Linked DNA regions of Mus musculus: regions 2, 3, 4, 5, 6 and 7 are each linked to region 1. The links are chromatin loops, found by intact Hi-C in ENCODE. Cell type or tissue: left cerebral cortex. All regions are shown on one strand. Region 1 holds the start of Dusp4 (dual specificity phosphatase 4). Region 2 overlaps B930018H19Rik (RIKEN cDNA B930018H19 gene). Region 3 overlaps Gm46038 (a long non-coding RNA gene). Region 4 overlaps B930018H19Rik (RIKEN cDNA B930018H19 gene). Region 5 holds the start of Gm29243 (predicted gene 29243). Region 6 has its middle 6.0 kb from the start of Gm33831. Region 7 overlaps B930018H19Rik (RIKEN cDNA B930018H19 gene).

The links. A loop is a pair of places that touch in the nucleus more often than their neighbours do. Peaks named below come from ENCODE experiments on the same cell type or tissue, not always from the same donor. Only the 100,000 strongest peaks of a DNase experiment are listed, where the experiment ranks them.
Region 2: it touches region 1 in a loop (2.3-fold over the local background); 5 of 42 quality-filtered maps call a loop at or near these places.
Region 3: it touches region 1 in a loop (6-fold over the local background); 41 of 42 quality-filtered maps call a loop at or near these places.
Region 4: it touches region 1 in a loop (2.2-fold over the local background); 15 of 42 quality-filtered maps call a loop at or near these places.
Region 5: it touches region 1 in a loop (5-fold over the local background); 16 of 42 quality-filtered maps call a loop at or near these places.
Region 6: it touches region 1 in a loop (15-fold over the local background); 24 of 42 quality-filtered maps call a loop at or near these places.
Region 7: it touches region 1 in a loop (2.2-fold over the local background); 14 of 42 quality-filtered maps call a loop at or near these places.

What each region holds. Positions count from the first base shown.
Region 1 is chr8:34,807,039-34,811,038 of GRCm38, forward strand. It overlaps Dusp4 (dual specificity phosphatase 4), which reads left to right and starts at 572. Exons shown (of 4, transcript NM_176933.4): 1 at 572-1,135. The coding sequence starts at 691. In left cerebral cortex, CTCF peaks have their summits at 358, 935 and 2,085 (motif pointing left); DNase peaks (open chromatin) are centred at 152, 1,024, 1,247, 1,698 and 3 more places; H3K4me3 peaks cover 3,370 bases; H3K27ac peaks cover 2,925 bases.
Region 2 is chr8:34,587,921-34,591,920 of GRCm38, forward strand. B930018H19Rik (RIKEN cDNA B930018H19 gene) reads right to left here. Exons shown (of 5, transcript NR_040706.1): 4 at 3,838-4,000; 5 at 1,500-2,665. Among named protein-coding and RNA genes, the nearest start is that of Gm46068, 4.9 kb to the left of the region's middle. In left cerebral cortex, a CTCF peak has its summit at 254; DNase peaks (open chromatin) are centred at 1,563 and 3,285.
Region 3 is chr8:34,482,754-34,486,753 of GRCm38, forward strand. All of the region lies in intron 2 of Gm46038 (a long non-coding RNA gene), which reads left to right. Among named protein-coding and RNA genes, the nearest start is that of Gm40489, 4.2 kb to the right of the region's middle. In left cerebral cortex, a CTCF peak has its summit at 2,366 (motif pointing right); a DNase peak (open chromatin) is centred at 2,374.
Region 4 is chr8:34,610,276-34,614,275 of GRCm38, forward strand. The region is part of intron 2 of B930018H19Rik (RIKEN cDNA B930018H19 gene); the gene reads right to left. All of the region lies in intron 2 of Gm34096 (a long non-coding RNA gene), which reads left to right. Among named protein-coding and RNA genes, the nearest start is that of Gm34096, 5.6 kb to the left of the region's middle. In left cerebral cortex, no CTCF peak of the experiment used is centred here; DNase peaks (open chromatin) are centred at 2,254 and 3,026.
Region 5 is chr8:34,213,314-34,217,313 of GRCm38, forward strand. Gm29243 (predicted gene 29243) reads left to right here and starts at 3,517. Exons shown (of 4, transcript NR_166073.1): 1 at 3,517-3,643. In left cerebral cortex, a CTCF peak has its summit at 2,094 (motif pointing right); DNase peaks (open chromatin) are centred at 2,244 and 2,915; H3K4me3 peaks cover 616 bases; H3K27ac peaks cover 1,054 bases.
Region 6 is chr8:34,390,786-34,394,785 of GRCm38, forward strand. No RefSeq gene overlaps it. Among named protein-coding and RNA genes, the nearest start is that of Gm33831, 6.0 kb to the left of the region's middle. In left cerebral cortex, no CTCF peak of the experiment used is centred here; DNase peaks (open chromatin) are centred at 2,015, 2,445, 2,694 and 3,480; H3K27ac peaks cover 2,677 bases.
Region 7 is chr8:34,599,002-34,603,001 of GRCm38, forward strand. All of the region lies in intron 2 of B930018H19Rik (RIKEN cDNA B930018H19 gene), which reads right to left. Among named protein-coding and RNA genes, the nearest start is that of Gm34096, 5.7 kb to the right of the region's middle. In left cerebral cortex, no CTCF peak of the experiment used is centred here; a DNase peak (open chromatin) is centred at 2,106.

The DNA of each region.
Region 1 (4,000 bases):
TCCCCGAGCCGCCGGCTCGCGGGCGGGTCGGAGGCTGCCTCCTTTTCTTCCTCTAGGTCTCCGTTTTATGAATGGGCCTGGCAGCCAGCACCGAGCGCCCTGTTTACTCCTCTCTTTGTGACGTCGAGTCCCCGTGACTGGGTGCGAGGGGGCCGGCGCTCCATTCACGAGCCGGGGTGGGGGCGGGGCGGGAAGCTTGCGTTGGGGGCGGGGCCTGGCGAGGTAGTAATGACTCTTCCCTCCCCCGGGAGAGCCGGCGAGCATTAATAAATCTCTAAGCCAGAGGAGGAAACTCTGGCTGGGGCAGTGCGTGCAGCTCCGGCGGTGCAGCGGTGGGGGAAACGGCGGAGCCCACGGCAGAAGCAGCCCTAGCTAGCAAAACACACCAGAGGCGACAAACCGAGAGGAGCCCTCTCTCGTAAACACACTCCCCTGCTCGATCGCTTGCCCCGGGTGCCGCGCGCCCGCCAGCTTTGGCGCCAGAGAAGGCTGGGACTGCTATGTAACGTTGAGGCTGCGGGAGGTGGAAGCAGGGGTGTTAGAGGGAGAAGAGCCTGGGGCCAAGTTTGCGGGTCACTTCTGCAGGCGCCCTCTTAGCCCTCGCCTGGTTCCTTCTTGTTAGCCTAGCTGGCTCCGGTGCCCTTGGCCTTCTCCAGCTAGCTCCCCAGCTTACTGCGTTTTGCCGGCGACATGGTGACGATGGAGGAACTGCGGGAGATGGACTGCAGCGTGCTCAAAAGGCTGATGAACCGGGATGAGAACGGCGGCGGCGGCAGCGCGGGCGGCAACGGCAGCGGCAGCCACGGCGCCTTGGGGCTGCTGAGCGGCGGCAAGTGCCTGCTGCTGGACTGCAGGCCGTTTCTGGCTCACAGCGCGGGCTACATCCGAGGCTCGGTGAACGTGCGCTGCAATACCATCGTGCGGCGGAGGGCCAAGGGCTCCGTGAGCCTGGAGCAGATCCTGCCCGCCGAGGAAGAGGTGCGTGCCCGCCTGCGCTCTGGCCTCTACTCGGCTGTCATCGTCTACGACGAGCGCAGCCCGCGCGCCGAGAGTCTCCGGGAGGACAGCACGGTGTCGCTGGTCGTGCAGGCGTTGCGCCGGAACGCGGAGCGCACGGACATCTGCCTGCTTAAAGGTAAACGTGGGTGCCCGGGAGAGCGAGGTGGGAGGGTAGGTAGTGTAAGGGACTTGGCGGCCTGAGCCCTGCTGGGCATTGGGAGGAAAGTACCCGAGTGACTACGGGGTGCTGGAGTCCCCTTCCTCGCGTGTCTTTGTGCGTGTCAGTGTGAACGGTTTTGCTGTGGTTTGGAGCCTGAGTCCCGGGGAGGCCGTGCTGGCGCGTTTCCCCAATCACCTGCAATCCGCACGCGTCTTGGAGTTTCCGTGTTTGTTTACGCGAACGGTTCTGGCCTGGATGCTGGCAGCGGTTCCTCTGCGCAGCCCAGCTTCAAGTACTGAGAACGCGCTCTTAGGTCCCACGGGGACGAGAGAGGCCTGGTTCGGTATAACCCCGGGAACCCTAGAGGGGGGTGAAGGAAGGTGAATGCTAGGGTAGGAGCTGTCTCAGGAGTTCATACACATCGGTCAATGAGGAAAGGAGAATTGGGGTGCAGACCTGGGGAGCTATCTCTTTTTTTCCCCGCTGCCTAAACTCAGAGCTTTCTTGGATGGCGGCCAACCCCCACTTGCCCCGGTCTAAGGGAGGCTGAAGTGCTGTATTTGGGGGGGTGGGGGGACACCAGGCACAACCGCGCCTGCTCCTGCTAATCCCGGGAGCAGAGAGTTACCACCTTTTGTTCACACATCATTCTCGACTCTGCCAGCGGCGCGTGCCTGGTTCGAGCGAACCCTGGCGTAGGAAATTAGGTGGCCGGAGAGAGGGTGGCTTGTCACATTGAGAAGTCAGACACCCCAAAAGGATCGCGCAGTATCTCAGACGTTGGCAAAGGGGAGGGACCGCTCGCCGCACCTGCCAGCTCGCTCGGTGTGCCGGCCACCGGTTGGGGAGCACTGTAGGGTGCGGGGTGTGTGTGTGTGTGGGGGGGTCGGGCGCCCCCTGCTGCGCTGCTCCCCTACCTCCGGCCACCGCATTCCGTGCATTCTTTCGCGCGGGTCTGGTCTTTGCTTCCAAAGCCTGGAGGTTTGTCCGACCTCCGCCTTCCAAGAGCCGCCCATTTCCCTGCCGAGGCTCTTCGCCCCGTCTTCCAGACTTTTCCTCTTAGTGTCTTGTCTTCCTTAAGGAAGGGAGGCCGGGAGCGAAACCCTTTCTCGCGTCCCCTCCGAACGGCACCCGGTGCGGGCGAGCCAGGCTGGCCGTGCGGAACAGCGGGGGGCTTTGTTCTCCGCAGTTGTTTCCTGACCATTTGACCCGTCAGCTGCTGGGGAAACGCTGCTGTTGATCTGAGGCTGAACTGCCAGGGCGATTTTTTTCTTTTCTTTTCTTTTTTTTTCTTCCTTTTCTTTCTTTTCTTTTCTTTTCTTTTTTTTTTTTTTTTGCAAGGACCGCCTGTGGCTCCTGCAGCCGAGCCCCAGTCTCTCAGCCGGCTCCCTAAAACGCTTTAGGAGCGACGGCCAGGAACACAGGTTCCGGACCTCGCGACCGGCCAGCGGTCTGAACCGGGGCCCCACGCAGTATCCGCGGAGCCCTGCCTAGGAAAGGCGCAGGTCCCGGGTCCTCCCTCGGCGGGGTGTCCTGCCTGGGCCCCTGAATCGAGATCGCGCGGGTGGGAAAGGTGAAACTGTTTCGGGGTGAAAGTCCTAGGTTGTCCTGGGTTGCCCAGCGGTTGGATTGAGAGTCGGAGCCCATGTCTTCCAACCCTGGCTTCAGGAGTACTTCAGTCCCACGTGGAGTCAGGGATTGTTTTGTTTTTCTTCCTGGAAGAATTCCGCCTGGGACTGCCCTGAAGCTGGAGCGGCAGCTGCCTTGAGCCTGAGCCCTTAGGCTTCCTTCCTGGGTGCGGGCCCCGGGGTCGGCCGAGCGCCTAGGGAGGGAGGCATATTTTTAATGTTAAACCTATGGCTTGCGGCACTCTACCGGTCCTGGATTCGGATCTGGAGACAGGCGAGGCCAGACCAGTTCTGAGAGATGCTTCAGGGCGAATATTGATGTAAGACTGGACAGGACAGGTGGCCTCTGGGCAAAATGACAGTCCCATCCGTAATGGGTGCCTGGCCCACAGAAAGGCAGCATTTCCTTCAAGTCGCGTTTTCCACCCCCTTCTCTCACTGGGCCGGGAGGATCAATCACCCTACCCCCTCAAATGCCAAAGGCCTTCTTCCCAGTCCTCTGAGGTGACGCTCTTCTAGGCCTGGTCACAGGCCTGGACTGCTTAGTTTTCATCTGTTCAGGAACAGCTCCTTCCCTCTTCTAGACAGAAGTTCAGCAGCCCTTGGAAGCAAGAGCCTAACATGATAATTTGTGTGTGTGTGTGTGTGTGTGTGTGTGTGTGTGTGTGTGTGTGTGTGTATGTGTTGGTCTTAGAGATCAGCGTTTGTCAGCCTTAGTTTATGTAGATGTGTGTGCTGAGCCACGACCTCGTCCTTCCTTCTCTCTGCCAGCTATTGAAAGGTCTTGGTAGAGCAAGAAGGAAATGTCTGCTCTAGGAGGGGGCAGTCATAGGAACTAAGCAAACCTCCCTCCCACCCCCAATCCTGCCCGGGAAATGTGGCTAGGTATGAGAGCATTGGCCCAAGGCTCTCTTCTGCTGGTGGAGTGAGGAGGCAGGCAGTAGGCAAGTGGAGACAGAGTGGGTGCCCACCAACCTTGGGATAGGGGAGAGAAAATAAAAAATAACCCTTTTAGAAGTGATGTCCTTCCAGGCCAAAGCGCTTGTCGGCCCCCCCCTTAAAAGAAATTGATGTTCCCCCTTTTGGGGGGGGTCTCTTTAAAAGATTTTTTTTCATAAGCAAGGTTTTAAAAGCAAGAATTAAAACTTTGCGAAACTATTGTTAATCTTATACATCGATCAAGTTTTGGTACATACTAGAAATCTTATGTTTC
Region 2 (4,000 bases), 220 kb before region 1:
CGGCTGCACAACCTCCAACTTAGAAGAGTAGAAACGGATTTGAAATACGCTTCCTAGCAATTTTCCACGTCTCTGACTACTCCAAATGTTTCCTATGATAGTTATAGTTTCCCCTCCAAGACAATCTTTAGATTTTTCTCCCTCTAGCTCTTCAAGATGTTGTCTGGGTGACTCAGATAGTTCATGTCCATGACTGTGCAGAGGTAGCCCCCACTCCTCTGTCCTTTAGAGGACCTGTAGGATATGGCGCCCCCTGTCTATTTAACCTTGCTGATATGTGTCAAAGAGCTGTCATGGCTCATGATCAGCTACTCTCAGTCACCCTGGGGCTGTCTTGGCCTACCTGCCTCTCTCAGGCATGCAGTGGCCCCTTGCGACTGGCTGGGAACACTATTCCTCTCTAGTCAAAAGGATCCTTCACTCAGCCCCCACTGTGGGAACATCTAACACAAGATCTCCATCCCACTCTGCCTGCTTGTGTCTGTCCCTTCCTAGGGACTCTTGGTACCTTCCAAACAATATGAGGAGATTACCAAAAGGTGTCTATCCGGTCTAGCCCTGCATACCTAGTGTATGCCAGTTATAGTTCAGCATGTTTGGGATCAGAAAAAAAAAAAAAAGCATAGACCTTACCCTAATGAGGTTGACATTCTAAATCTCTTTAAGGGGAGGGGGGGTCTCCTCTACAGCTCCTCTCATGTTCTTGGCCTCTATCTCAGCCTGCTGCATATCCTCCCCCTGGAGAACGATCCAGGGAAATTATTTATGATGGAAAGTGTCCTCTCTTCTCATCAAGCCTGTCCTGTGAGCCCACTGTTCTGGTAACAAGGTCAAGAGAGTGAACTGTTAGACTCCAAGCTGAAGAGGAAAACAATGACAGGCCCTTTGTTCTTGAGGTCTGGCTCCAGCCACATGGAGTCTCGGAGTTCAGTGTTGGAGTTACAGTGTTACCATAGAGCTTTAAGGGAAACGTGAAACTGTCCCTTATCTCCCTGTGACTAGTCAGGACAGAAGCAAATCAGACAATGGCGCTCCATATTCCAGCATTTATGAAAGGGCTGTCACATTTTAATGGGTTCCTGTAGCTGTCAGTATAGTTGTCTATAGCAATGGCATTGGTATGGCTTGAATATAGAGTCTCTCCTACCGGCTCCCGCATCAGGGACTTGGCTGCAAGCTGGTAAGCTCTGGGATGGCAATTAAATCATAAGGGCTTTGACATAATGAATGGTTTACACATACTCATATGGGCTCCTAACATGATGGTATTATTGGGAGGTAGTAGACAGCAGGAGGTGGGCTCTGGTTAAGTTTAGCAGGGGTTTCCCCCTGAAGGCTACTTCTTGTCCTACCTACTTCCTGTATTCTCTACCTCTGCTTCCTGCCATGATGTGCTGCTTCATTTGGATCCAAAGGACTGTGAGCTAAAATAAGCAATCTTCCCTTTACATTGTTCTCTCTGGCAATTTGCTCTCAGTAACAGAGATCTAACCAACACAGACACCCAGTGAGCCTTTTATTGAACAAGCAAATTGTCTACTGGAGAACACACCACACGTGATTCATTCCGAGGAACAGAGTCCGCATGCTTGAGATGGCAACCTACCCACACATCCTCAGCCTGTATTTTATACCCAGAACAGAGGACCTGTGCCCAGGGGACTCTTCTTGCCTTAGAGGCCAGAAAGGACTAGCTCAAACCAACTCAAGAGTGACCCAGTCTGTTGCTGAGCTAGAGAGAGGAGCGCGGAGTAAAAGTGTCTAGAGGTCTTCCTGGAAAAGCTGCAAATCGAGATGAGCAAAGGAAACGAAGGCAGAGGGCAGGAGAAGCAGCAGGCATGAGCAGGAAGGCAGGAATGGGCATGCTCGGGGCTAACAGAGAGGTCAGGAGAACCGAGGTAGCGCCAAGTAGGAAAGAGGTACTTATGAAAGGGCTTAGAGACCAAATGGAATACAGGCTTTGATCTGGGATATTTTTTAAAGTTATAAATAGAGCCAAATACTTCCATATACATGTGCATCTCCTCCTGATGTAGGCAGAAGTTTGACTTCACGGTGGGCAACTTCCCTCCTCAAGAATCCAAAACTTTTATCTCCAATGCTGACAGCTCAACTCAGCTTTGCTGTTGTCTGCCTGTAGCTGGTGTTCCTTAGGGACTAGTCATTTTCTGAACATCCTTCAGCACAGAACTCGAGTTATCTGCTCCAGCTCAATACACAGCGGATGGGGAAATGTAGGCCAGTCATGTGACAAGGGAGGAGGAAGGAGTTCGTAAAGCATGGACCACATGTTTATCCATGTGAAAACCCCTAAGGAGGAGCTGCAGCGGGTCTTGGGATTCAATCCATCACCTCCTCCTGGTGGCACAAATCAGGGACATTTGGACAAGATGAATACCAGATGCAATAGACAACCTGGAGACTGCAGAGGATGCTGTGAAGGACCGAAAGCAGCCAATGGCAGCAGAACGTAGAAGAAAAGATTGAAAAAAGAATGGTAGAGTTGGAGGAAATGATCAGCTGCAGGAGAACAAAAGGATGCCCAGGTAACTTACTAAATCAAGTTCATTGCAGCGTCTGTGAAGGAGGAACTGAGGGCCAACACTAGACTGAAGGACCCAGTCTCTTGGAAGGAAGGGAGAGAGGGTGAGGTACCACCTCTGTCCTGCAAAACAAAAAGCATGAATTTCTGTGAAAGAGACTCACTCTAAACCATCTCAACTTTCTTAGAGTGACTGTGACCTCCATCTATAGGGCCATGGCCCACTGTCCCCAGATGGTAAGTTGACATGTCTTGGAGGTCTATATTAATAAACTAGTGTCATTCTAACCTCAGGTTGGCCTTAGCCATTTTAGATATCAGGGAACCAAAACTATATTTCAACAGAAGTTTCAGAGGCTCGGCTCCTTCTTTGAGCATGAAATCTAGTGCAGCCTCCTTTACTTGTATTTAACACAGAGTCTCCATTTGATAGGTATCTGTAATGAATGTTGATTCGTGAATCTAAATGACCTACAGTTCACTCTTAAACTACACTTAATAAATGGTTACATTGGGTGGTAGGTCTTAATGCTGTCTGGTCTGTTTTCCATAACAAAATCCCCACCCACAGCCCTATACACACACAGCCCCTCCTGGAGAGGGCATCTTTCTCCCCTGGGTCCAGTGACTAATGTTTGATTCAGATGTACTCTTCATTTGAGTGTCATTTTTTCCTCCTAGCACATCCACCCATTCTTTTTCTCCCCACATCAACCTGGGGAGGTGACTCATCTACAGTTTGCTATGGCCCGGCTCCTCTCACCTCCACACCTCCACCCCTGCAAGATTGTCTGAGATGAGAGTGAGCAATAGAGAAGGAACTCATAGCAAGAATGATGGAGCTCCAAGCCAAATATCTAGGAAGAAAGGCCCAGCCCTGGGACCGGATGAGGGCATTAGAAGGTAATGGGGTCTGTGAGGAGAAATAGACAGTGTCATGAACAGTGTGAGAAGAGCCAAGCCCGGGAGGGCTACCACAACCTGGCTGAACCCTGAGTCCACTGGGTACCCAGACACTCCCTAAGTCCCTGTTAGGGCCTCCTGTTACCCACAGCTCCCTAGTAGGCTCAGTTCCATGATTCATCAGGTGTGTTCCCACGGTGGCTCCGAGGGCTAGGACAAAGGGCAAACTGAAGGCAGAATGTTTGAGCGTTGCCCTGTAGGATGACTTGGCTGCAGAAATCACACAAAGGTGGCTTAGGAGTCATGGTTACAGGAGAGATTCACAGGCTGCCAGGGATCTAGTATGACCTGCCCCACGAGAGAGCACATCACCCGAGGCTACACCCGCTTACCAAGATAGAAGGTTGAGCGGTGTGGCAGCTCTCCAGTCTTGTATTTGCTAGGCTTCTTCATGGAACAAAATTTGTACTTTGAAATGGAGGGACCAGGGATTTTCTTCAACAGGGCAAATAATTGAACAGCATTGAGTCAAATTCTGCAATGCTAGGAAAAATC
Region 3 (4,000 bases), 320 kb before region 1:
CAGAGTCAACTAACCTAGACCCTTGGGCTCCCAGAGACTGACCTACCAACCAAAGAGCAAACATGGGCTGGACGTAGGTCCCCCAAATATATGTAGCAAATGTACAGCTTGGTCTTCAAGTGGGTCCCACCCAACAACTTGGAGTTGGGGGCTTATCTGTTACCTTATTCTGTTGCCTGCATGTGGATCTCATTCCGCTAGTTGAGCTGCCTCATTTGGCCTCAGTGAGAGAGGATGTGCCTAGTCCTGAAGTGACTTGATGAGACAGGGTGGGTTGGTACCCATTGGAGGCTTACCCCTTCTCAGAGAAGGGGAAGGAAAGGGCTGTGTGAGGGGGAGTGGGAGGAGAGAGGGGGCTGCAATTAGGATGTAAAATAAATAAATAAATAAATTAAAGGGAATAAAAGAGAACCTGTTCCCTTCTTTTCCACTGGGGGTTGGGGTTTGGGGAGACTCATTCTGTGGCCAAAGGTAGAATTTGAACATACAATTCTGGACCATATTCAAGGATGTAAAGCTGGAAGAAGCAACCGTAGTGTGTACCAGGTGAGTGTGGAGCCTCTTCTTAAAGGGCCCTCGGGGCAGGCTGCCTGTGAAGGAAGCAGAGCACAGATGTTGGAATCCTCCCTAAAACACAGCTTGGCTTCCTTCGAGCCTTCTAATTAGAGATGGCAGCCTTCCCACCCTCTGCAGTCAGTCTCACTTCTCACACAGACCCTTGACTTGGGTGTTCTCCTTCCCAGTCATCAGCTGGGGCAGCCCTCAGACAATGAGCAGTTTTCATAGTGATCCTAAGATGACATTCATATAGAGGTAAGTCCATAGACAGAGGCAGCTTAGGCGAGAATAGTAAGGAGTCTGTCTAGGATGCCCTCTTTTTCTTCCTTTACACCTTTGATGCCCTGCGATTAATGAATTTATACTGGGATGAATGAATCTGCTAGAATGAAGAGAGGGTCTATTTTTAGTTCCAACTGAGATGAATAAGTAAGAGTCACATGGATCACTACATTAAGAAAGACAAAAAGAGCTGCCCATGAACTCTGTCATTGATTATTAATGCCTGCCAGGGAAATGTATTTACCATCTTCTCTACTTGTCATGAGTTATTAGGGGCAGAAATTGTGCCTTATTTAGTGTCGGATACTAGGGCAAAGGAAGCTGAGGTGTCCCAAACTCTGGGCACCGTGTGCTGCTACTAAAGAACTTTGAAGAACAAACCTGTAAGCACAGATTGCAGCCTTGTACTACAGAAGGGCAGGGGGGGATGGATAAGTGTCCAGGGATTTTGCAAGCAAGTTGATTTACTGTTGGCACCTTGAATTTGAATATAACTTACACTACAGAAGGTTCTGCCCACATTCAGAATCAAATATTAGACAATAACCAGAATGACACTGAATGTGTACCTGCTCCTGGGTCCTCTGTGCCCAGGTAGGCGCTGTGCACAGCAGTGTCTGAGGACCACAGCACTTGGTGGAGAGGTGAGAGGATCTCTTGAGGTTATTAGCCAGTCAGCTCAGCTGAAGCAGTGAACCCCAGGTTCTGTGGAAAGCCCTGTCTCAAAAGATAAAGTAGAGAGCAATAGAAGAAGCCGTCTGATGTTGACCGTTGACCTCTGCACACACATGCACACATGTAGCACACACACACACACACACACTGGCAGAGAGGGGGAAGAAGGGAGGGAGAGAGAGAGAGAGATTGAGATCAAGCGCAAGCAAGAAGAAGTATGGTCTTGCCTGTCGCCTGGCCTGGCTTGCTTTCTATTGCTGTGATAAAAACCACACCCAAGGGCAACTTGGGAAGGAAAAGGTTAACTGCACCTTACATTTTACTCTCTATTCCTGAGAAAACCCAGGGCAGGAAACTTTAGGCAGGAACTGAGGCCATGGGGGCAATGCCACTTACTGGCTTTCTGTCTCATGGCTTGCTTAGCCTGTGCTCTTATACAACCCAGGACCACCTGCTGGGCCTTCCCATATCATTCATGAATCAGGAGAATACACGGCACACTTGCCTACAGGCAAGCTGAAGGGAGCGTATTCCCAGATGAGGTTCCTCTTCCCAAATAACTCTCACTTGTGTCAAGTTGACAAGCTAACTAGGACATGATCCATTTTACTTTGTCTAGGCCTATTCTCAACCACCATCTTTTTCTTAATCCTTTCCCCCACATGGTCGGTACCCTTCATGGAAACACAACATCCACCTTCTTTTTGTTATTCCTAATAAAGCATCTATCTTGTGATAGACCCTTAAGCCATGCATGTCTTTGGGAAGAGAATTATAGAAGTCTCCCAAATGAGAGTCCTAGTTAATAGGTTGTAACGCTGGGGCCTGCTGGCTACCACTGGATTGGATTTACCTCCACTAGGGGGCACTCTTCTCCTTAAATGTCAAAAACTCCAGTTTAACTAGAACTATATACTGCAGTGGTAACAATAGAAATATGGATTTCCCTTTAGAAATAGCTGCTACTGAGCAGAGCTTTGGAAAGGAAATAGATCATGAAGGCTATAGCATCTGCGAAGAAAACATTTGGCTATCGCAGCACATTTACTCACTACTGTGGACATACCAGTTGACAGTGTCTCCTGTGGGTTGTGCTACCGTGAAGCCCTAGGTATTGTCTAAATTTTGTTTTAAATTCAATTTGGAGTCGTGCGATCCAATTCAACCATGGGACTAGCTTCTTTAGGATCAATCCCAGAAAGATGGCAGTCAATGGTCCCAAGCCTTTGTTATGCAAGCAATGCTGGGCTGTGAAACAGATTGTCCAGCTCACAGGGCTAAGAGGGAAGAGAGTCAATCCTTGCATATGTAGCTTCCTTTTCAAATATCACACACACACACACACACACACACACACACACACACACACACACACTCACACACACACTCTCCCGTGCTCACATCAGAGGTCAGCCTCGCCTACCGATGTGTATCTGACTGCTGGCAGGCTAGCTGGCCTTAGAGCTCCCAGAGATTTCTCCTGTCTCCACCACCCATGCCACCACAGCAGCACTGAGATTCCAGATGCGTGCTACCGAGTCTGCTTTAGGTTTGTTTGATAGAGCAAATGCTATCCAGTGAATCACTTCTCTAGTTCCTACCATAATTAAAACAAAACAAACAAACAAACAAACAAACAAAAAAAACCCCAACATCTTCAGATACTGCATTTGAAGCGAATGATGTTCACCGGGCCTTTGAAACTTGCACCGTCATGACTAGGTGATGATGGAGGAGTCAGAAAGAGGTACTGTCTCACCTGCCAGAGACTGTAGACATCCTAGATTTCAACACTTCAAGGCCAAGTTACTCCTCCATGTCTTTACTTCCCTTTCTTGAAGAATTAGCTCATGCCTGACTTAAAAATAGCATGGCGCCAGCTATCCTATAAGCGTTACCTTATTCTCAGTCACCGCCCCCTTCCTCCCGGCGGTATTATCCCCATCCCCATTTTACAGAAAGGGAACCCGAGAGCCCTGTCAGGAACCTCTGTCAGGGATTTCCCTGAGATTGTACAGCTGATATAGGACTGGTTTGGAGAGGGCCTGAAGCTCTCTGGTTTTGAGACACAGAACAGGGTCTTTATTGATCAATATGCACCGAGAGCCTTCTGTGGACCACAGAGGCCTTGCTGGCTCCAAAGGTTGAGTTTTCATTTCAAGCCACGGAGAAGGTCTGAGGAGAAAACGGTGAAGGAAAAATAACACATTTGAGAAGTAGCACGCTGTGAGAGGGAACATGAAGGCCAGTCCCTTCTTACCCACACACTGCGAGGCATTTGAAGCAGGTTGTTTTGAAATCTCTCTAAGCTTGTTTCCTGAAGTAAAAAACAAACCCTAAACGTTGAGATGAGCCCCAACCCAAGGGTGCTCACGTGCTTCACCCTAGAGCCACAAGCCCTGAAACTGCCAGTCTTTTTCTCTGCTGGGGCAGGGTCACTTGTTCCCCGGGCCTGTGTCAGCATCTCTTTTCCCATCTGAGTTTC
Region 4 (4,000 bases), 200 kb before region 1:
AGACAATATTAAGCAAGGCTGTAGGAGGCAGGATGCATCAAATGATCAACAGATAGACTGTGATGTTTGTCCTGCATCCAGAATGCCAAACCACAGAACCAAGCAGTACATTCTGGCCAACTCTTACATCTGATGACCTATTTGAAAAATATTTGCTTCCTGCTCCTGAGACCTTAAGCTCCCAAGCTATAGAAGTCATGATTCCCCCAGTAGACAAAATAATGGCCCCATTGAACTAGAAGCTGAGTAGGCCAACTAGCTACATTAGGCTCTTTGTGGTTATGAAACAATAGCTTGATAAAGAGGTGGTTGTTACATATTGAAGGCAGAATAATAGATCCAGAATGCTGAGAATCCTGTGGGGCATCTCTTAAAATAGATACTTCCGTGGTGACAATGTCTGTGTGACTTTGTATAAACAAGACCATCAAAGGCTTAATATGTAGTATATAGCTCATCCACAGTATCAGTAGTTTTTCTTGTTGCAACAAAATGCCTGACAAAGCCAACTTAGGGAGAAAGGGTTTATTTTGGCACATGGATGTAAGGGATCCAGTCTGTCATCTTGTGGAAATCATGGTGGCAAGAGAGTTAAGTAGGTAGTTACATTATATCCATAGCCAGAACGGAGATAGAGATAAACGGTGCCCATACTTTGTCCTTTACCCTTTTTAGTCTGTCAAGTACCCCCCACCCCCACCCCAGTCCATGTGTTGGTACCACCCACATTTAGCTCTCTCTGGAAACACTTACAGAAATGCCCACAGGCATGTTGCCTAGGTGATACTACATCCAGTTGACAATGAAGATTCACTACTACACTTACTGGGTAAGAACTTTATCCAATGCAAAAGTAATAACTGAGAGCAAAGAAATTGGAAGTAAGAGGAGTGGGCCAGACTTAGCATCACTGTCACAAATGCCTGAGAGACATAACGTAAGGAAGAGAGATTTATTCTGCCTTGCCGGTTCAGAAGTTTGAGCTGCTGACCCTCCCACCTCCCAACTCCATGCTCAGGAGAGTGTGAGGGGACAGAGCAGCCTGGTGACTATAAATCTATACAACAGATTAATCTATTCATAAGCCAGTGACCTCATAATCTAGTCACAAAACCCCACCTCTGACCACTGCTGTGTTAGGGACCAGCCCAGCTTTCTGTGAGGTGCCATTTAAGGTGAATTATTCAGTATCCATCATTCAACTGCACTTGTATCAGAATTTAGTTATGAATTGAGTTATGTGGGAGCAAGACAGAGTGCAAGGCACCCATTTTTGTGATGTGGACCAGGGGAGATAGAGGCATGGTTCTACACCCTCAGTACAGTGATAATGTTCTGATTGGTTTCCTGATCTAAAAGCACTAGATCCACCAAAAGCAGTATGATTGTGTCACAGTCACTGTTTCACTATGGGGGTGGGGCCAGCCCCCTCAGCCACTCAGTGCTGCTATATGGCTTTGGAAATCCTTCCTAGGAACTCTGTCTAGTCTAAAGCATGCTCACCAACCTTCCTTACTACCCTCTTAGCTATACACACTCTTCATAGATTTGAGTGCTTAAACTTGCTAGAGTGGCTTCTACTGTGGACATCTTAGAATCCTGCCCTGAGTGCTGGCTCAGTATGGCCCCCACTCTTCTCATTCATGTGTCTCCATTCTTCCTTTCCCTGTTCTTTTCTTATCCCTTCTCACTTGGCATAAGGTTGGAGAATAAGCAAATGTCTTAGGTGGGTTTGCGTTGCTGTAAAGAGACACCATGACCAAGGAAACTCTTATAAAGGAGAACACTTAATTGGGGCTGGCTTAGAGTTTCAGAGGTTCAGTCCATTATCATCATGGCAGGAAGCACAGTAGTGTGCAGACAGATATGGTACTGGAGGAGGCAAGAGTTCTACATCTTGATCTGAACAAGAGGAGACTGTCTTCTGCAGGCAGCCAGGAGGAGGGTCTCTTCCATTCTGGGTAAAGCTTTAGCATAGGATCTCAAAGCCCACACCCACAGTGATGCACTTCCTCTAACAAGGCCACACCTCCTAAGAGGGCCAAGCATATTCAAACCACCACAGCAACCTTCTGGTCAATTCAGCAGTTTCACAGAGTGAACTTCTTCATGCATACCCTGGGCAACTGAAGGAGAATCCAGGCACAGGAGGAAAAGACTAGATTCTTTTACATTAGCTGCTGATGGCATAAACTACCTGCTGTGTAATTTGCTCAAAACCGCCTGCCATATCAGCAGTCTGCCTGAGATTGTCTTTGACAAAGAGGCTCCTACCTCAGAAGCATTTCAAACGATTCTAATTCTTAACAGCTACACAATAGGAAGTGGGAGGAAGAGGGGAGAAGGAGGAGGAAGATGAGCCATTAAGAATCACTCTGAAGAGCCAGAGGGAAGGCAAAGAGTTGAGTGGGTGGGGAGGTGGGGAGGATCTGGGAGGAATAAGGGGGAGAGGAAGCCACGATCAGAATATATTGTATAAAAAATATGTTATTTTCAATTTAAAAAGAAAAAAAAAAGACTCTGAAGCCAGGACAGTGGGGCTCATTGATTCATAGATAAATTACAAATACCAACATACCTTGGTCCAAAGCTATGGATTATCTCTGCAACAAGACCCTTGCTGTTCTGTATACTGGACACACAAATGTAAATCAGTCATATAACATTGTTAACTCGGGAGCTTCCAGCAAGTATTCTGCACAATGCTTAATGACAATGCTATTTTCTCTGATAAACAGATGAGAGGTGCAGATCAGCAATCAGATGCCCTGGGTTCTAGACTAATCTTCGTCTCCTCAGAGAGATGCTTCTCGTTAGAGACAGGCTGAGAATCACTGGGCGAGTTTGAGTCAGAGACAAATGAAAGAGGGGGTGGAAAGTTATTCTGCAAATGTTTGATGGTTCCCAAAGGTAAGGAAGGCATCCTGTGATCCTCATGACTCAGATCATTCCCCCAAAGACTTCACAGTCAGGAGTCCCAGAGGGCCTGACTCATCCTGATCTCTTCCTGAGCCCAAGTGGCTGGCCCGCATTGGATGACGGGAACTGTGGGGACTTTATGTAACTTCTAACTTTGGCTCTACCATCTGCTAGCTATACAACCACAAGCAGGTGTCCTCAACATCCTCACCATTGAGGTAAAGCAACGTTTCTGCCTTCTGTGCCTGTCATGCAGATGGAGTGAAAGAGTCTGTCTAAAGTGTCATAGTCGCGTAAGGTTCAATACCTGCATGCAGCAGCCACTCTAAAGAGCTGACAGCTTAACAGTGCCTCCAAATTTTTCCCCACCACCAGTGCTCTGCCCCATGGTTCTGTTCCATCCAACCTTCAAACAATCATCTCTAGGATGGACCAGCAAAAAAGGTCTCTAGTCTGTGACTTACAGTTTCAATGCAACTTCTATGTAATAAGATTTAGCGACACGGACTGCTTATTGTTTATTTAGGGAAGCGTTGGGGGTTGAATACAGGGCCTCACACACACTAGAAAGTTCACCATTGAGCCTCACCAGAGGCCCACTGGATCTTTAAAATGGCCCAGAGAATTGCTGTACTTGTCCATCCACTGAAGCTGTTTGTTGATGGTGCCCCCCACCCCACCCTGTGAGCCCCATACAGGCACTACTAGAAAGGACAGCTTCAGGCAAGGGAGATCGCCATGACTTCTCAGGTTATAGAGAGATGAGAACACATTGTACATGATAAGCCGTTGAAAACACAACTGTTTTTCCGGGCCAAGTACCTAGGAACAAAAGGGTATCTCAAGCCACAGCCAGGGGCATTGGCAGCCTTTGTAGTAGCCGGAAGGATCCTGCCAACCACATAAGAGCCACTTCAGCCCAGCAGATCACACTAAAGTCCTCAGTGTGCCAGGAGCATGGGGCATGGAGTGAAATGGAGCTGGCAGTGCTCATGTACGTGATAATAGCATTAAAGGCAAAGGACATGGTCTCAGGGCCGTAGCTTTCTCCCTGCCAATCGCATTTAAAGGGTCTGCAGAA
Region 5 (4,000 bases), 590 kb before region 1:
GAGCTATGTAAGATGGAGCCTGGTAGGAAGACATTTGCTTCTTCTTTCTGTCTTTATGTGCTTCCTAGACATCACAATGCTATACTTTTCTGCTGTGATGCTTTGCCTTAAGCTTCTCCTTGAGTTGTTCCAGGTCAGAACAATGGGAGAGCAAGTAACATTTATTTGCCTCCATTCCCTCCTGGGGTCATCTCCATCTTCTGGGACTCAACTCCTCAGGTCCAAATTTCTTCCTCCTGCCTTGTTCCACCTTACAAGTTGAATCTTCATTCCTTAGCTAGTGGTACTATTTTGAAAGACTGTAGAACTGGTAGGAGGTGAGGGTGTAGCTGATAGAACAAGCTCACGAAGGGGCTCTTGCCGATATGAACTGTACTGCTCCGTGATACGTTCTACGTCATGATGGCTTGAGCCCTCTGAAGCTGTGAGCCAAGATAGATCCTTCCTTCTGTAAGTGTCTCAGTCAGATATTGGCAGAGCAATGCAAGAGTGATCTGCCCATTAGCAAGCTGCTCTGTAGACAGCCACTTTGTTCTGGCTACTCTGCCTCTGCTTGTGAGAACACTTCTGGGAAACTGGATAAGTTGCTGAGACTGGAAGAGCATCCCCTGGTCATGAATACAAAGAATAAACAAAGCAGAGGCCTATGAAATTCCATCTCTCTGAAATCACACACACACACACACACACACACACACACACACACACACACAGAGTGTGCATATATGTATTCTGTATATATGCCAGTGGTGTGTGTGTAGGTCAAAGGACAACTTGTGGGAATTGGATTTTCCTTCTACCATGAGGCTCAAACTCAGGCCTCCAGGCTTGACTGCAAGAGCTTTTATGCACCAAGCCGTCTCACAGGCCCAATTCCAGCTTTCTTACCCCCAAGGTCCATTACCATAGAAAGTTCTGAAGTCCAGGAAGTTTACAAAAACCAAGAACAAACCATAAGCTTCAACAATATGGAACATATTAAATTGATTTTTGAACTTTTTGGTTAAGAGGATGCGCACACAGTTCTGGTGGTGGCTATTAGCTTTGTCCTCTGATTTATTCACAACTTTTTACTCATCTGATGCTCCTATGATTCATCTACCATTCATATAATCCATGGTGCTTCTGAAAATTTTCCTGTTATTGTACACTTACTGTGCTTTATTCTTAACTAATAGCATCCTTGGCATTGGAAATACAAGCTTTGAAATGATCATATGGAACTCCACTTGGCATCTCAGAGCCACTTAGTTACTTAGCTTGGCTTTGGAAGGGCCTTACAGACAGGAAAGCTTTGTTCCAGCTTAGATATGTATTAACAAGCAATTTGAGACAAAACAGAGCAGCTACAAAAACATAGATAACAAAAAAGACGTACCCCCAAACCCTAATCAAGCCCCCACTGGAACGCAGCTGTCATTACAACATCTTCCAAACTAGTTGGGTTTTGCACGTGTCCACACAGTAGACTCTGTACTGTCAGACTTGAAAGCTACTTCTTGATATTTAAATATATGATTATGTTACTTTTCAGTTACAATGATGCCAGCAGAGTACAAAGCCTCCCCGCCTCCCCTGCCCACACCTCTGCCAGTGGGGTCTCACCTATACACCAGGCTGGCCTTGAACTCTTCAACTTCCAACCACAGCCTCGATGTTTTCTACAACTTCAGTGCCATCGAAACTAGTTTAATGATGTAAGATGTAGTTCTATTCCATGGCTAAACCCAGATACTAACTGCTGTTGGGGAGTGTATAAGTGACTGAATCTTCCTTTAAAAAACCATATTCATTCCAGAGCTCCCGACCCCCGACTTCCCTGCCAAGACAGGCTTTCTTTATGTAGCCTCAGTTGTCCTGGAACTTGCTCTGTAGATCAGGCTGGCCTCGAACTGCCTCTGCCTCCCGAGTGCTGCGATTAAAAGCATGCACTATACTTTCTAGCCCCGGTACTTTCAAAGGGACTTGTGAAGCTTAGGTCAATGAAGCAAAAACTGCAGCTGCTCCGGAGAGGCAACCTTCGGTATAATCACATAGATCCTCCCATTATTTTTATTGGGCTTGTGGGCTGTAGCCAGAGTTCAGGCTTCAACTGAACACTAGAGGGTACTCCTGGCTGCAGAATAGTTTTGCCCTTTCTTTTCTTTTTTCTTTTTTTCTCCCCCTTTTTCCCTAGCATTGTCTCAGGGAAACTGAAGGCCGCACCAGTACGTGTGGCTTAATGAAAGTCGCTTTCCTGAGTCCCTGGCAGGATGCTCCCGGAGGCTCTGAAATGCAAAGAGATGCTGATGGATACCCAGCTGGAGAGAGACTCCTGCCTTTCCCTTTGCTTCTGGGAATGCACTACACTGCTCCGGTGTTTTCAAGAACGTACATAGCAAAGGTGCATCCATTGGAGGATATGCTGAAATAAAAACAAACGAAACCCCAGGCAGCCCTCCGAGCAGAATCTGGGCGGTACACCCTCTAGGGTTGCTCAGCTCCAGCCCTTGATATTTGGTGATCTTTGCATCAGTTTGGATTGTAATGGGGGCTAGCTCCTGAGGGAACCAATTGAAGCTTGGCATGGCAAGCAGGAATAAACACAGAGGCTCTCCCTGGGGTAGGGATGGAAAGAGAAAGAGCCGGAAACTTCCCGGGTGCCCCTGGAGCCAGGACTGACCATCCTACAGGAAGCAAGGAAGCCACGTGGCTCTTTTCAAAAAAAAAAAAAAAAAAAAAACCACAACCCGATTAGAGCAATGTTTGTCCTCAATCTAGGTAGCCTGCTTCTCAGAGGAGCTCAGAAGTCGTGATCTCATTAGCCCTGAAGGCAGCTCTGTGAAGAGAGCTCTCTTGGTGACACCTTGTTTCCTGACAGGAAACCAAATCCCCCAAAAGCGAAGGCGGGGAGGCAGAGCCACGCGTGGTCTTATGTAACAAGCTGACTGTGTGGCGTCCTTACCAGGCTGTCTGTGGCTTCAGAGAGGCTCTGAGCGCCACATGCTTTAACCCCTATGGCCTCCAAAGTCTAAAACCTTTTTTCAATGCTGTCTGCCAATTTCTCTGGGTTCTATTCTCAAACACAACAAGGGCAGCTCCTTTATAAAAATCTCACCGAAGCTGGTATATCACCCTTTCCTCGACAAGCCACGGTCTGAAGTAAACTTCCTGCCTGCGTCTTTCAACAGCAGGAAATAGGGTTCTTTTTAACAGAAAAAGATTTCAAAGAATGCTAGAAATCTAGCAGTTGATGTGAACTTTGGTTTGGGCAAAAATAGGACGATTACACTGAAAAACTTTACAAGCAAAAGTTATTAGAGACCATTAGACGTAAACTTGCAACTATCCAAAGCAAGTATTTCTAATATATGCACAGAGAAATGTCTAGATGTTTGGTAATCTTAATGAAACTGACACCCATAGACTCATAGGGAGGGGCACTATGAGGAGGCGTGGCCTTGTCGGAAGAGGCGTGGCCTTGTCGGAGGAAGTGTGTCACAAGGAGTGGACTTGAGGTTTCAGAGGCTAAAGCCCAGTGTTGTGCTCTCTTCCTGCTGCCTGAGGATCTGGATGAGAACTCTCAGCCACCTCTCCAGCACCGTGCCTGCCTGCTTGCCACCATGCTTCTCACCATGATGACAATGGACTAAAACTCTGAACTGTAAGCCAGTCGCCAATGAAATGTTTTCCCTTGTAAGAGTTGCCATGGTCATGGTGTCTCTATGTAGCAACAGAAATCCTTAATAACTTAAGCAGTAACCTTAGGAAGTTCATGGTGTTTGTCTGGAGGATAGAGGAAATCCATTTTTATTTTCCTCTCCATCTTTCTTTAACATTTTCTTTTTACAATAAGTGAAATAGGAGTTTTGATAACAGAGAAAAAGAGCTTTATTAATTTCTTACCTTTCCTGTGTCCTTACATTGGCCAGCTCCTTAGCAAGTCCATGTCATCTTCTGCCTCCACATCTTTACCAATATGTGAGTCATTCTGAGTCATGAGTGATCAACTGCTGCTATG
Region 6 (4,000 bases), 420 kb before region 1:
GCACCTGGGATGAGAAAGAAGCACAAATGTCACTGTCCTCCATCTGCCCACAGTGGGGGGATGTGGTGACACGTCTGTCCCCACTTTCCAGCAGTGGCAACAGCTCCCATCAGGGACAGAGTTGGGTCTGCATGAACTCAAACCCCAAGAGCTACCCAGAACCTTGTGCGGTCTAAGAAGGAAAGCTTTGACTGTAACGTTAATGTAGTTTCTTTCATTTGCATATACTAATCATGTAAGGAGGCTGCTATCCCACTGAAAGGCATTTCCCTGGGACCATTTATGTGTCATACCCTGAAAATACTGAAAGAAGCACACAACACTCCAGCAAGCTTGGAAGGCCTATCTATCGCTTCTTAGCTCTATCTGTGAACCTACCTGATCTACGGCTTCTTAGCTCTGCCCAGGAACCTACCTTATTCCCTTTTCATTGCTGCTTTTCTCTTTTGCAGTGCAGGGTGGGGGGGGGGATGTCTTCCTAGCACCTGGCATAATGCTAAGAAAGCAGCCTACCACCGGGCCACACTCTTCGTCCCTCATCCTATGCCTTCATGTAGCTGAGAGTTCCAACAGCTAGGTAGAAATAGAGCTACCCCAGGCCCACCATGGTCAGGGCATGCAGACTCGTTCCTCCTTCCTCAGAGCTCAGGCGGAAGAGCAAAACATTGCTGCAGAGCTTTCTACAGGAGTAAGGAAGAAGGGACAAGACCAAGACATCCAGGAACATGGCTTTCTTCTAGTACGGGAGGACGAAGGGTAGATGCTGTTTTCTTCAGGTCCCTCCAGGACTTGCTGCTCTCTGTGAGGCTGGCTCTCTCTGTCCCATTCACTCCCCTATGTATCGCACGCATCTAGATCAAACTACACACTCAACTCTCAGCCCCCATTAGTTGTTGGCTCATGCAATAATTAATTCGGCCCAACACTGTGGCCAATAACATATGGGACAGATCGTCTCCATTTTAATGGCTTTATTGGGCTAATTTAGAGGGCTTTAACCCCTGGCTTTCAACAGTCACGCTGCTAGATCCATCTTCCACATTCATGAAGCACCATGAATGGTCACAGGAATTGGAGGATCACTCTGGGTGCAGCCATGTTGACCATCAGAGGAAGGAAGGGTAGACTAAATACCCTATGGATGATGATGGGTCTGATGCTGCCTTATGGGGACAGGTGACGGGTGCCATATGGCCAAGCTGCCACCATTTTCACAGCAGCTGTGTTCGGAATCAAAAGGTGTCTCGGTGTACCCCGAAGTCAAGGAGGGGATTTGAAATATATTACAGACTCCTTTGTGAGAGGTAGGGGAAGAAACGGAGTCAAACTGTGGCTTAACCCTTTCTTCCCCACACTCTCCTGCTGAGGTCAGAAGGTGGGTTCTTGCAGCCCGAGCCCAGCTGTTGTCTTCTCATCTTTGTGAATCTGGCCACACAGTCATGCAACTAAAGACGTGGATTCACTTCTCATGCTTCGCACAACATTTTTACTGACTGGAGTGTAGGCTGTTGAGAGAACATTTTCAGCCCTGTATTTGTTTGATGAGCCAGGGAGGGCTGAATAGGTGATATGGAATCAGTATGGACTGCATTGCAGTTCCTGCATTGAACTGTAGACATCTCGGGGTTTCTACCCACACAAGGCTCCTCCCTGCCGAGCATCTCTGGGCACAGGAGAAATAGCATTTTGGGTTCCTTGCAGCCCCCCAGAGCATGTTGGTCCAGCTGACATTTGGATAAATGAGCCACATTATCCAGGAAAAGGAGTGGATCTCTGGTCATCCGGCTGGGAAGGAGGGCTGTCATAAGAAGCTGTGTACGGCATGAACAATGTGTGGGGGGCGGGGGAGAGGGGGGAGGTGGGAGTTTCCTGCCAGAGAGCCAGCTCCAGGCCCACCTGCATCTCCTTGGCAACAGTGATGGGGTAGAATTTATAGGCTTGTTCCTACGTGAGTGCCTTGGGTCTTTTAAATACCTGCTGGCTTTTCTGTACACCCACTGCGTCTCTGAATCATTATGCAGAGCTTTGGGCGTCTCTCCCTCCCACTCCAGGCCCTGGCAAGGCTCAGGGAATACGGAGAGGTTCAGGAGGAACAGCCTTTCAGTATTTTGCTTTGCTCCCCGGATTGTCAATTTTAGGGTCTAGATGTGACTTTGCAGGGTTACTTCTGAACGGGCCAGCGAGGTATAGAGGAGTCTGGACATCAGCACTTTGACTCCCAGCTGTTTAATGGTACCATCTTGGCTCAGATGGCTCCCTACTCTATGTCCCTAGTCTCTCTAAAGAGGAGCGCTGGAGTTCCTGGCCTCAGAGGGGCCTTCTACTGCCAGCATTTTGTGTGCTGTTATCGGGCTTCTCCTTGGCTATGCACACCCGGTTTAAGAACACAGCACCTGTCCTGCTGCACAGTGCCAGCGCCTGCAAAGGCAAGCCAAGCAAGCCGCATTGTTAGCGCCAACCAACGGGAGTCCAGAGCCAGAACTCAAATGGAATTAAGTGCCAAGAGCCCAAATAAGCCGAACCAGGCACTCTACTTCCAAGTTTAAAAAAAAAAAAAAGACACTAAAAAGAAAACCAAACTTAGAAACCAAGAACCAAATGTGTGCACTTTAAAAATAAAACAAACCACTTTTTGAACTAGTTAGAACCAGAATTGGTTCCCTGTATTTTTTTGAAAGCTAACGCCGAACACCAAAATATCCCCTGGACCGAATCAAACAGATTCCCAACAGTTTCAGTCTCCAGTTAGAAACAGACAAGCAAGCAGGCAAGTGGAGAGATTTTAAAAAAAAAAAAACAAAAAACCTCCTGACATTTAGAGTGAGATTCTGTTTAGGACTGAATCAGAAGAGAGAATTTTTAGTTCTGTTGAGTCAAGCACATCTTCTACAACCAATAGGGAAAATGCTGGTGCTGTCCGCTGTTCAGAGGATGATGGATCGGCCACAGTTTACTGCTCAGTCGCTGGGCCACAATTTCCAGTTGATTGTGCAGCTCTTCTGCCCTTTCCCTAGATCTTATTTGAATGGAATATTGTATGCGAGCGGGTTTCCGTATCTCCCATTTTGGATACGCATCCAATGCACTTACATCGCAGCTCCCCTGTTCCTCTGCTGCCCTTTCTTTTTTCTCTCCTTGTGGGAACCTTGTCTCTTCCTAAAGAGCCTGCCTTGTTTTCATGCCCACTGTTCTTCTTAAATGCCGGTTCTGCATGGGAAAAAAATGGAGTGATTTTTTTTTTTGTTTTGTTTTTGTTTTTTTTTTCTAAGTCTGGCTTATTTTATTTAACACGATCATTTCTGGTTCCACTCATTTTCCTACAAATAATATGGTTTTGTTTTTCTTTGTGGCTGAATACACTCCAGTGTGCGTATAGTGTTTTTATTTCTCAGTCCATAGATGGGGCGCCTAGGCTGGTTATATAACTTAGCTATTTATGAACAGTACCACAGTGAGCGTGGACGGTGAGCTTCTCTTGAGTCTGTACCCAGGAGTATCACGCTGCCTCCTCTTTCTGCTAGTATCATTATTTTTGAAGAGTTTGGATGACCATATGATGGCATCACTGATATGTAAGGACCAGGAATTTTTGAAGGACTTATTTTATCTGAAGTTCATAGATGGCCTTTGTCCGAGGTAGCTGGTCAGTGGACTCTGTCAGGTTTGTACCTTTGTGGTCTAGGAGAGATGATGAAGAAGAGATGATGAGAAGCATCTTATGATTTAGCTGTCACCATTTCCTCCTCCCTCTTTACTGTCTCTTTCTCCTCCTCCTCCTCCTCCTCCTCCTCCTCCTCCTCCTCCTCCTCCTCCTCCTCCTCCTCCTCCTTCTCTGTGATGACTGAAGGACCAAACTGTCATGTCTTAGAGAAGTCACAGACGCTCAGAGCCCAGTGGGTGGGCTGCCTTTGCAATGCCTGAGTGTCCGGGGTTTCTCTGAGTATTTGTAACTTCCTCAGATGGTGGTCTGTCCCCAGATTGGGACACTTGCTCTTCCATA
Region 7 (4,000 bases), 210 kb before region 1:
AAGGACTACTCTGTAGGCTGTGGCTATGTTCGACTCCCTGGAACAAGCCACTGTCAGAAATGATGTGTTGGGTCATTTGTGTGGGGCTTATGATTTATAATTTAAGTTTGTAGTTGTATGAGGTAACTATGGATTTAATTCAACCAAACTCAGGTCTACCAAATGAGGAGTGGGTGGGGGTAGTCTTGTTTCTTTGAATCATTTTTCACTCAGATAGTGTTTGTTGGGTTCCACACTAAGGCCTTGCTTTGACTTGGAGTAAGTTCTTTAAGGGCATATTGTGTGGAGAAAGAGTCTGAAAGAAGCATTGGAATTGTGAAATGCCCTATGAATTGGCCAATCCTTAGGTGGAACCAGATAGCCTTTGATGGATATAAAGGACAGCAGACCTGCTGCACCCCAAGGGCTGCTCAAGCCTCCTAATCAGGTCTAAATTGAACTGCTGTGGACAGAGTGTGGCGTCTGCTCACTGTTGTGGATGGAGTGTGGTGTCTGCCCACTGCTGTGGACAGAGTGTGGCGACTGCTCACTGCTATGGACAGAGTGTGGCAACTGCTCACTGCTGTGGATGGAGTGGTGTCTGCCCACTGCTGTGGATGGAGTGTGGCGACTGCTCACTGCTGTGGATAGAGTGTGGTGTCTGCCCACTGCTGTGGATAGAGTGTGGTGTCTGCCTACTGCTGTGGATGGAGTGTGGCGACTGCTCACTGCTGTGGACAGAGTGTGGCAACTGCTCACTGCTGTGGATGGAGTGGTGTCTGCCCACTGCTGTGGATGGAGTGTGGCGACTGCTCACTGCTGTGGATGGAGTGGTGTCTGCCCACTGCTGTGGATGGAGTGTGGCGACTGCTCACTGCTGTGGATGGAGTGGTGTCTGCCCACTGCTGTGGATGGAGTGTGGCGACTGCTCACTGCTGTGGATGGAGTGGTGTCTGCCCACTGCTGTGGATAGAGTGTGGTGTCTGCTCACTGCTGTGGATGGAGTGGTGTCTGCCCACTGCTGTGGATGGAGTGGTGTCTGCCCACTGCTGTGGATGGAGTGGTGTCTGCCCACTGCTGTGGATGGAGTGGTGTCTGCCCACTGCTGTGGATGGAGTGGCGTCTGCTCAGGAGGAGAAGGTTTCACTGACCTGGCTTTTAACAGTTCAAAGCAACAGGAGCAAAACACCAAGTTGTGCACGAATCTGGCATGGCGTCTGACAAATCCTTGTGTGTGCCCCAAATGTGAAAGCTCGAGTTCTTATCTGTGGAGATTCTGTTCTAGCTGGTCCAGAGGCATAGTGAGAACCACCATTCTAACCCATTCCTCATGCCTTCCGAGTGGACTTTCCTTGTGCTCCCCCCACATCCAACTCATCTTCTATCTTCCTCTAGCCCAGTAGGCTCTCAACCTGTGGATAGCAAGACTTTTAGGGGGTGTCACATATCTGATATCCTGCATAGCAGATATTTACATTATAATGTATAACAGTAGCAAGATTACAGTTATGACGTAGGAATGAAATAATGCTATAGTTGGGGGTTCACCACAGCAGGAAGAGCTGTATTAAAGGTCCACAGCTTTAGGAAGGTTGAGAACCTCTGTTCTAGACACTTATTGTCATCTCAAAATACCTAGAACCACGCTGATTTAGCTCAATCTTATACCTAACGATTCCTACCTAACCGTCCCATCCTTTGATGCCCATCTAAAACCTCTTCTCCCTCTCCCCACCCTCTTACTTCTCTAAATCAAAGCCAAGGATACCCAGATAACTAAGCTTACTCCGTCCCAGAAAACAGGAAAATCTAGTCCCAAGCTAGTGAGACAGTGGGCACAGTGACAAGCCTGGCTGTAGCTGGATATCCTCACAAGACTCCTAAAGTGGGTAGCCTAGGTCCGGCTCCAGTGTGACCAGGGAGGAGTGTGGAGGAAGCATCCAAGCCAGTTTCCACCTACCCAGCCGCCCATGCTCCTTCTGTCTTCACCAGCCCCTCATGCCCCAGTGTGCAGCAACTCCCCTCAAGGGTGAGCCTTCAGATGCCAGCAGACCATCTTCCCAGGACATTGAGCAACACCCACTGCAGGATTTCCAGCCCTCATGCGCTCCCCAACAGCCTGCAAGACATTTTCTCTGAGGAATTTCAACACACATAACCAGTGCTTTGTTCCCCTGTGAATGCGGGCTTGTCTGGGTGCCAGAGTTGCACCACACAGGAGATTAACAAATATGAGCTGAACCTCTCAGCAGGCGCAGCTCAGTCTCTGTGATCTTTCTTAATACTATGCACAAATGTCAAACCACTCTAGAAAAAAAAAACAGGAAAGAAAGAAAGGAAGGAAGGAAGGAAGGAAGGAAGGAAGGAAGGAAGGAAGAAAGAAAGAAAGAAAGAAAGAAAGAAAGAAAGAAAGAAAGAAAGAAAGAAAGAAAGAAAGAAAGAAAGAAAGAAAGAAAGAAAGAGCATGGGAGGGGGTGTTGGGCCCATTGGCCGACCTAATGAATGCAGACAACCTGACCTTAGAGATCCTCTTAATGTCAAGTACTCAATGTCAGTTTTACTGAAGTTGAGCTGAGCGAAGGGTGTACTAGGGCTAAGGTCACCGCTCTGCTAATGGTATGTAAATACTTAGGAGTTCCTCACACCCTTCCCTGATGCCCTCATACATAGAAAAATTTTAAATAAGATGTCAAGTGTTTGTGGTAGTAGTTCACATAAAGCCCATGTGTCCCAAGAGAACAATTGACTTCTGTATGAATGGTTTGAGGACTCAAGTGGAAAGGAGGGACTAACCTAGTATGACATCATTGCACACAAGGACCCAGTTGAGGTTGGACTGGAGGGTTCTCTTCTGGTACAGGGTCACCCCACACATTGCCCTGTGGTCCTAGACAGTTTTAATAAGATATCTGTATTCATTTCTAGGGCTGACATAAGGAAGAATTGTGGGGCTGGGAGGCATAGACAACAACAAGAGTATTCCCTCAGACTTCTAGAAATGAAATTATAAGCACAAAATACATAAAAGTGAAAATACAAGCAGGATTGGTATTTTCTAAGGCCTCTCTCCACAGCTTACTGACAGCTGCCTTCTCTTCCTCTTCACACGATCTCCCTTATGTGAATCTGAGCCCTAATTTTCTCTTCTCACAAAGACACTCGTTACACGGGATCAAGGCCCAACTCTACAAACTCATTTCATTGAAATGTCCTTTATAAAGATACTATAGCCAAATATTGAGTAATGGGGGTTAGGGCTTCAGCATACAAAGTGGGGGAAGGGGACCCAATTTAGTATATAATAATATTCGCGCAATCCATTTACTTCACTTCCCTGACTCAAAGACACACGATAATTTGTTAATTCAGTTAAAAAAAAAAAAAAAACTTGTGAAATCAGGCCCTGTCTGATAAAAATCTATAGTGCTCGAAGTTTGGTTTCCGGGCATTTTACATAATTATAATAATCTGCATACTTCCTCTGTTCTACTTTAGATAATATCCTGATTCCAATTTTATAAATTAGAAAGCCGATGGTGACAAGCTGAGAAGTGGGAGAGTGGAGCTTCTCCACTGTGCTGCTATAAATGTTACCAATTACTACTGCTTTTTCCGGTGAACTCACAAATGATACACATGGACAGGAAGAGCACAGTGCCCTAGGCGGGTACCCCCAATGGCAGGACCATCCCCACAGAAGTGTATGACCCTGATGAGCCCCTATGGGCAAATATTTTTAGTCTAACAAAATATCATGAAAGCAGCTTGCCCAGTTCTTCTCTCACTGGAAGAGTGAGTCCCAGTTGTCTACCAAATAGAAGCTTTGAAGGATAGCTAGTCTCTGTGTCGAGTATAGGAAAAATATATGTAGCAAATAAGTACATAGCAGCGTGTGCAATATTTGTGTGATGCAGGTTGCTGGGGTGATATGAGGAGGTGAGAGGTCTGAAAGGATGGACATGGTTTCTGGCTGGATGATGTGAAGGGGAGGGCTGGATAAGAGGCAGAGGCATTGAGATAG